2 separate regions of the Homo sapiens genome follow, and region 2 is linked to region 1. The links are chromatin contacts, found by Hi-C or POLR2A ChIA-PET in ENCODE. All regions are on one chromosome and are shown on one strand. Each heading gives the region's core, a stretch centred on a gene start or an enhancer-like site at or near the end of the contact. The rest is flanking DNA. Distances are from core to core; before and after follow the strand shown. Region 1 overlaps DNAI3 (dynein axonemal intermediate chain 3). Region 2 overlaps LOC105378821 (a long non-coding RNA gene).

Evidence for each region. A loop is a pair of places that touch in the nucleus more often than their neighbours do. ChIA-PET counts read pairs that join two places held with the same protein, here RNA polymerase II (POLR2A). Pooled maps may share reads with other maps.
Region 2: a map of mammary epithelial cell shows a loop between it and region 1 (3-fold over the local background). The contact joins two enhancer-like sites. A Hi-C loop is called at or near these places in 46 of 168 maps with a recorded cell type or tissue (CD4-positive, alpha-beta T cell, GM12878, GM13976 and 31 more), 1 of 37 single-sample maps with no recorded cell type and 11 of 50 pooled maps. POLR2A ChIA-PET finds 5 or more read pairs at or near these places in 8 of 52 experiments (BJ, CD4-positive, alpha-beta T cell, HEK293 and 4 more).

Annotation. Positions count from the first base shown.
Region 1 is chr1:85,126,545-85,130,086 of GRCh38, forward strand. It overlaps DNAI3 (dynein axonemal intermediate chain 3), which reads left to right. Exons shown (of 23, transcript NM_145172.5): 20 at 1-171; 21 at 2,164-2,255; 22 at 3,446-3,542. Among named protein-coding and RNA genes, the nearest start is that of MIR4423, 5.5 kb to the right of the region's middle. Within about 2 kb of position 1,912, at least 2 of the 41 ENCODE cell types and tissues checked have a DNase peak (open chromatin) inside an H3K27ac peak, as active enhancers do.
Region 2 is chr1:85,243,458-85,246,999 of GRCh38, forward strand. It overlaps LOC105378821 (a long non-coding RNA gene), which reads left to right. Exons shown (of 3, transcript XR_947548.3): 3 at 1,385-2,666. Among named protein-coding and RNA genes, the nearest start is that of C1orf52, 14 kb to the right of the region's middle. RefSeq lists an enhancer at 1,329-1,623. Within about 2 kb of position 1,519, at least 3 of the 41 ENCODE cell types and tissues checked have a DNase peak (open chromatin) inside an H3K27ac peak, as active enhancers do.

The DNA of each region.
Region 1 (3,542 bases), core at 662-3,161:
AAAGGTACACCTCAGGCCACTGGTCCCTGACTCGGCCCGGAGTTTTCTACATCGGCCGAGAAGATGGATACATTGATATCTGGGACCTTCTGGAGAAAACCCATGAACCAGCCCAGTCTCAAAACATTTGCATAACTATGATCACCTACATCAAACCCTGGATCTTTTCTTGTATGTTAATTCTAACTAAATAAGCTAAGTCATTTTGGGTAACTCGGGAACATCTTGACATTCATCTGAAAAGCCTCCAATGTTTATTTCTTAGTTTTTTGTTTTTCTTCCTGCTCATCCCTTCTTATCCCTTCCCTTCTCTTCCTTTCCTTTTCATTCTTCTCTCTTCCCTTTCCTTCCCATCTTTCCTCTTCCTTTTCCTTCTCTCTTGGTCTCAAACTTTGGACACAACCTGAGCTCTTCTCACTGTTGCCTCATCAAGAATGATTTCTGAGACACGTGTCAGGCAGAGGCTGGTTTTGAACTGCACGATGGGAACATCCTTCTCTTCTCCGGGTCAGACAGGATGACCCGGATCTTTGTTATCTTTTGCTGATTTTTTTTCCCAGATAGAATAAATTTTGTTTCTTTAATTTTCATTACAAATCATATTTTTAAATATTATATCACTTTTGTGGTTCTCCCCTGGCTAATATCAAGCAATTCTCTTCATAAGATAAAATGATTATCTGGAGTTATATATGTATTTAAGCTTTAACCTTTGAACCAACTATGAGGAAAAACTACTATATAACAAAACAAGCATAAATTCAATGATGTGTCTATAGAAACATGATGTATGTCCTTTGTCTCCATTTTTTTTCTGTTTCGCCCAAGTAGTAATTTCTATGTAAATCCAGTATGTTTGCCTTTTTTTATTTTATTTTTTTGCAGTGACGTCTTGCTCTGTTGCCCAGGCTGAAGTGCAGTGGTGTGATCAATCCTCCTGCTTCAGCCTCCCAAAGTTCTGGGATTATAGGGGTGAACCACTGTAACCCACCTGCCTTTTTTAAAAGAAGAAGTTTCCCTTTGTTTCCAAAGGTGTACAGCATGAAATTCTCTTTCTATCCATTTCTCAGAAACATTAGATTTGGAAACTCAGTCTTCAGCATCTTGAGTGTCACAGTCAGACTACTGCTTAGCCATATGTGCCACCCAAGTATCTTTTCCCACTTTGGTGTAAAACATTGCTTTGTACGCCTACAGGGATTATGAATCCAGGATTTTGCAATTTGAAGCAGACCTACTAAAAAGGAAAAGAACACACACACAGTGAGATAGAAAATTACAATTCTCAGGCCGGGCATGGTGGCTTACACCTCTAATCCCAGCACTTTGGGAGGCTGAGTGAGGTGGGGAGATCACTTGAGTCCAGGAGTTCAAGGCCAACCTGAGCAACATGGCCAAGACCCTGTCTCTACAAAAAATACAAAACAAAAATTAGCCGGGCATGGTGCTATGTGCCTGTAGTCCCAGCTACTCAGGAAGCTGAGGTGGGATGATTGATTCAGCCTGGGAGGTTGAGGCTGCAGTGAGCCATGATCATACCACTGCATTCTAGCCTGGGCCACAGCGGGGAGACCCTGTCTCAAAAAAAAAAAAAAAAAAAAAAAAAGAAGAAGAAGAAGGAGAAGAAAAAGATTAAAAATCTCAAATACTTTGCATATTATACCCATTTTAAATGTTCAAAGGCAGCTACTTGTTTTTACAATAAGACCTGTGATTCTGGCTACATCTTTGAAATTCTTCTGGATGATGGTACCCTTTAGCCCTTTCTGTGTTCAGTGAAAATGAACTTCATAACTTTTCTTTGAAAATCTTTCCATGTGTTCTCCTTGCTTTCTTCTCAAGTATGCCCAGTGGGCCCAGCCACAGAGAGAGTCAACTTCAGCCAGGAGCCACATTCCTTATACAGTCACCAGAAATACAAGTTTTGAGGCAGCAGGGGAACCGACAAAGGCTCAGTCTTAGCTTTCATTTCATCAGCTGGAAAAAATGACTTGTACATGTTTACATGGTCCAGCCATGAACATCTGATGAAAATGCCAAGATCACTGGAACCACAGCAGGTCCTTTGGGAGAACACAAAACAAAAACATACTTCATGTTTAACTGCTTAAGATGGTTTTCTGTTTGCTGATTTTTTCCTCCCATTTATTTTAAAATTTTCAGCTAAACAGCAATTTATAGCCACAGCTGATTATTATGGAACACTGCATATATTAGAAATTCCTTGGACATTAAGTCGCCCTTCCACCAATGAGGTTAGTAACTAACTTATGACTTTGAGAATTAATGTGACCAGATATTGCTGAGATATGTCTTTAAAAAAATGTTAGAAATGACAGCATTTTTGCTCTGTAAGGGAACAAAAGACTCATACAGTAAATAAGAGGATGTATTTCTGTTGTATGAGTTAAATAGTTTGAAGCTTTAAAAAAAAGCCCCAAACATGACATGGGAGGGAAACCAAGTCAATGAAGTCCAGATTCTGAGAGAATAATGACTTGGGGATTCATAATCAGAAAATGTCATTTTTCCCATTGTAACCGAAGTGTGGGGTGCTGATTTCAGTGATACCCTTCCCTGAGGGCCCAGTTGACATGTTCATGCATCTCTCCATCACCCACCCCCTCCGGCTCCCAACCCAACTTGGAGTATAGCAGGCAGCACAGCTGAACTGGCGGTATTCTGCACCCCCCACACTGTACCCACCACCCAAGTGTTTCAAACAATGTTAATAATGAGGCTTTAAAAAGATCAATGAATAGAAATATATAAATGTATATACAATGAACATTAAACATATAGATTGCAGTCTGCTGCAAGTCCAAACATCAGCCTAGTTACTGGCAGGCAAAAGGCTGTCTCTGCCCTGGTTGCCTTCCCCAAGGTCTCTGCTGACTTTCCTGCTTCTATTCTATGCCTACACTCGAAGCCCTCCAGGGACCAGGAATTCAGCTCTGCTTCCAGTCCCTCTAGGATCTACATTGATACTCTCATCTGGGTTTTCTAAGTTTGATTGATGATATGAAACTTCCCCCAGATTTAGAAGGAAGAAGGAAGAAATGGGGAAAAAGCAACCCCTGAATATTTCTACTACAAAATTGCACATTTTTGCAGCTCTCTCCTTCCAACCCTACTTTGGAAACCTCCAAGTCACAGAGCCCTAAATGTTAGCACAGTAGCCCCTGAATTGTACCAGCTCCTCTGGTAGTGGGCCTGTGAATACAATTTCCAAATTATATTCACCTAAAAGATTTAAAGTATCACAAAATAGATAATCTACATAATGATTAGGTAGATGATCATTAGATAATGATCAAGTAGATTAGGGAGGTAGATTAGGTAGGTCGTCTACCTAATTACAAGCAGCAGAAATTCTAACAGAGCCTTGTAAAGGTCATGGGGGCTTCCTGCCTGTCACCCTCTCATGGACTTCTGTTTCTAACAGATGGCAAGTGTCAACCACTATTTTGAAAGAGAAGTCAAGCATCTGGAATACGTAGAACAGCGCAAAAAAATTCGTGAGCAAGAAAAGAAAGAAATGG
Region 2 (3,542 bases), core at 269-2,768, 120 kb after region 1:
TTTACCAAATTTTCACAAATCCCTCTTGGAAAAACTAGTTGAAATCATGGTAATGCTAAGAAACCCTAATCCTCCTCCACCTACTCTCCTGGGCTTAAAAAAACATTCAATGCTAGGCTGCATGATCTAAAATAAACCTCCAGGGCAAAAGATTAAATTAGGGACTGGTTTGCTGCCCAGCAAGCCTGACATAGGATAGTCTTCTTACTGTTGCAATGAAACAAAAGTGGAAAAAGAATAGAAAAACCTAAGCAGTTCATAATTAGCCAGAGCAATTGGATGAATTCAGCAACTTCTATGTAAGTTAGAAACACACAAGACATTGTCCTATTATCCAGAAAAAGCCACTTTACTGTCTTAAGATTTTAAGTAAACATTTCCAAGTTGGTGCCAGAGGCATTAAAGAAATGGCAAACCTGTTTCTTTAAAATAGCATCAAAATCTTTTTTACATATTGAGCAGCAAAGCTGGAGGGGCCTCTTTCATGTATAGCAGCAAATTCCAGTGCTTCATTCAGAATTAAATCGTTTACCTCAGGGTTCCAGACAGTCTGGAACCCCAAAGTAAGCCCTTTTCCCAGGTGGCAGCTTGGTGTAGAGAATAGAGAGTTTGAAAACTCAAAAGCACCCGACAAATATAAGGGCTTATTATCTTTCTTCCCCAACTATGGAGCAGTCAAGAAAAATTAACCCTCTCATTTGTTACCCTCAATAACAGGGTTTAACTGATCTGTAGCCACGGATGGCTCAGATAATTGCCCTAATTAGTTTGGCACGAAAAGAGGTTGGGGTGGGGGATTTGGAGCTCAAATAATTAAGGCAAAATAAAAAGAAAAGAAAAAAGAGCTTATGCCTTACAGATTTGACATATGGATTCCAGATGTTATGGAAGACATTTTACTGCTAAGGCTTTTAGGCCACTTTTTTGTGGTTAAGGACAGGATTGGAAGGGAAGGCCTCAAGGCAGAACAGCCTGAAAAAGGAGGGAAAGATCCTACTGATCATTACTGAACACCTCAGGGTGTATGTATGTGTACCGGTATATATCTCCAAACTGAAAACTAGCAGCAGGGTCTTAAAATGCCCCTAGACTGGGGGTGTTGGGGGAAGGCCTTGGAGGAGTGATTTCTGAGCTGGCTTGTTTGGAGCTTTGCTGGCAGATAAGTCACCTCCTCAGTTGGAAGTGATTGCTCTGTTAGTTCACTGCAGTTTCCCTCAGGAATTCTAAATTTAAAATGTGAATGCAAACTTTCTAGCATGCCATGCCAGGGAAGGTTGCTAGGATCTGGGTCCCATTTAGAAACAGAGACAGGTAATTATACCAGGAAAAGGGCTACACTTTTACCTCAATGCCATGCACCAAAACCTCTGTTTCTTCCTTTCAGAAAATGGTAAACAAGGGAAAGAAAGAGGAGTTCCAGACCCTGCATACCAAAATATTACAGACACACAGGAAATGACTCTTCAAATCCAGGCTGTAAACCTGTCATTTCGTGGGCTTGTCTGTGGGCCTAGAAAAGCGAGACAAAGATCACACCGAAGACATTACTGTTTGGGGCTGGCTGTACTGGAGGACCTCTGGAGGCCTTTCCATGCCAGGTGCTATGATTCTAAACTCAAGTCATAAAATGAAATGTTAGAGGAAAGCCAATGAAATTTGAGGCAGAACTTGTGGCTTAAAGCTCATTTTGCTTTAAAAAATGTAGACTTTGAAAAACTGTTCTTTACAAGCAACAAAAATTTTTTAAAGAAACTGAAAAGCTAAAAAATATTTTTTGGGGGGAGGGAGTAATATTCTCAGCCCTATTACTATCTTTTAAGGCTTTCGATTACAGATACTCCAAACATGTAATAAGTTACTAAGTCCTTAAAATATGTATTAATCTTCCTAAAAGATTTGCATATTGACTTTAATCCACGTAAAAGATGTTTCTGGTGTATTTAACCAATGCTGCTCGTCTGTTTAGTGAAATGGTTTTGGATCCATTAATTCTCCAAATATTTGTATTCTGAGTGCCTTCTAAGGATAAGACATTCTTTGAATCAAACACACACAAAGAACTAAGCCAATCTAATGGTTAATGCAGTCATTCCTCCCTCCTCCAGCTTAATGTACTGGCCCCGGAGCCAGAATGCCTGGGTTTCCCAGCTCCAGTGCCTTGAACAAATTACATAACCTCTCTGTACCAGTTCTCTCCCCTGAAAAGTAGGGTTAGTAATAGCACCTACCTCATCAAACTAAATGACTCAATACATGTAAAGCATGTAGAAAAATGCCTGGCACATAGCAAGCATTCAATAAATGTTGGCTATTCATTTTGTGCCCAGTATGAGGGAAAGCAATGTAGAGGTGGATATGGAGATAAATAAAACAAAGTGCATTAAAGAGGGAATATTTCAACTGGTTCTTGGAGAAAATACGGAGTTCACAAGGAAGACAAAAAAGGGCCAAGTCAAGCAAATGGTGTGAGTGAAGGCACAGAACCACGAAACTAAATAGCATATCTGGGGAATTGTAAATGATTCATTAGAGCTAGATTAAGAGGCATGTGACATATGCTGCCTCCATCCAAAAGCAAAGATTTTAAAAAAGAGAGAGAAAAAATAGAGGCACATGGGAATGAGGGAGTAGAAACCACAGGATTTACTGACCAAACCTATGTGATAGGAAGTGAGGTAGAGCAGGTTTCTGGGTTTATGGTGATGCCATTAATCAGAAACAAAATGTGGTACATGGTGTGACCTTTGACACAATGTGTTTGGACATACAGTATGGGAGGGACCTTTAAGAACCAAGTGGAGATGTACAATTGGATACACAAATCTAGGCTTTATAAGAGCACTCTGGCAAGCCATACAGTATAGGGGATCATCAAAGTGTTACTGATTGTAGTAGCCATGAACTTGGTTGAAATCTTCAAGAACAAGGGTAGAGAATGAGAAGAATAACAATGTAGACTACACTGGCAACCAGGGGCAGTTGGAAGAGAAGGAACCAGAGAAAATAGAACCAGAATAGCATGGAGCCCTGGAAGAAACCAAAAGAGTAAATCAGTTTTGCACTAATTGATGGTTTTAGTGGAAAAATGACAGAAAACCCAATTCAAACTTGTTTACATTGTTAATAAGACATATTGGCCCATATAACTGAAAACACAAGCCTCTGGATGGGGGGATAGCATTATACCAAGACAAATGAGAATCAACCCTAAGCCAGGGGTGAGGAATTCAGCTTACTTGCAACATTTAGCAGTCATATTGAGTGCCTACTATGTGCCAGGCATTGTTCTAGTCAATGAACAAAACAGGCAAAAAGTCCCTTGTCTGTGGACAGAACACACAAATGCCTCTTGGTATCTCCCCACACTCTCTTTTCATTGAAAGGCAATGCTTCAAAAAATTGGAAAAATTATCTATGTGGAGGAAGATGAAGAGAGAAAACTTTAGAATGTAATGCAAATTCCAAAACATTTGCTGGGAATTTTAACACGATTTTGTAGGAATATGTGAAACTTCTGTACTATTATGAAATGGAGGGGTGAC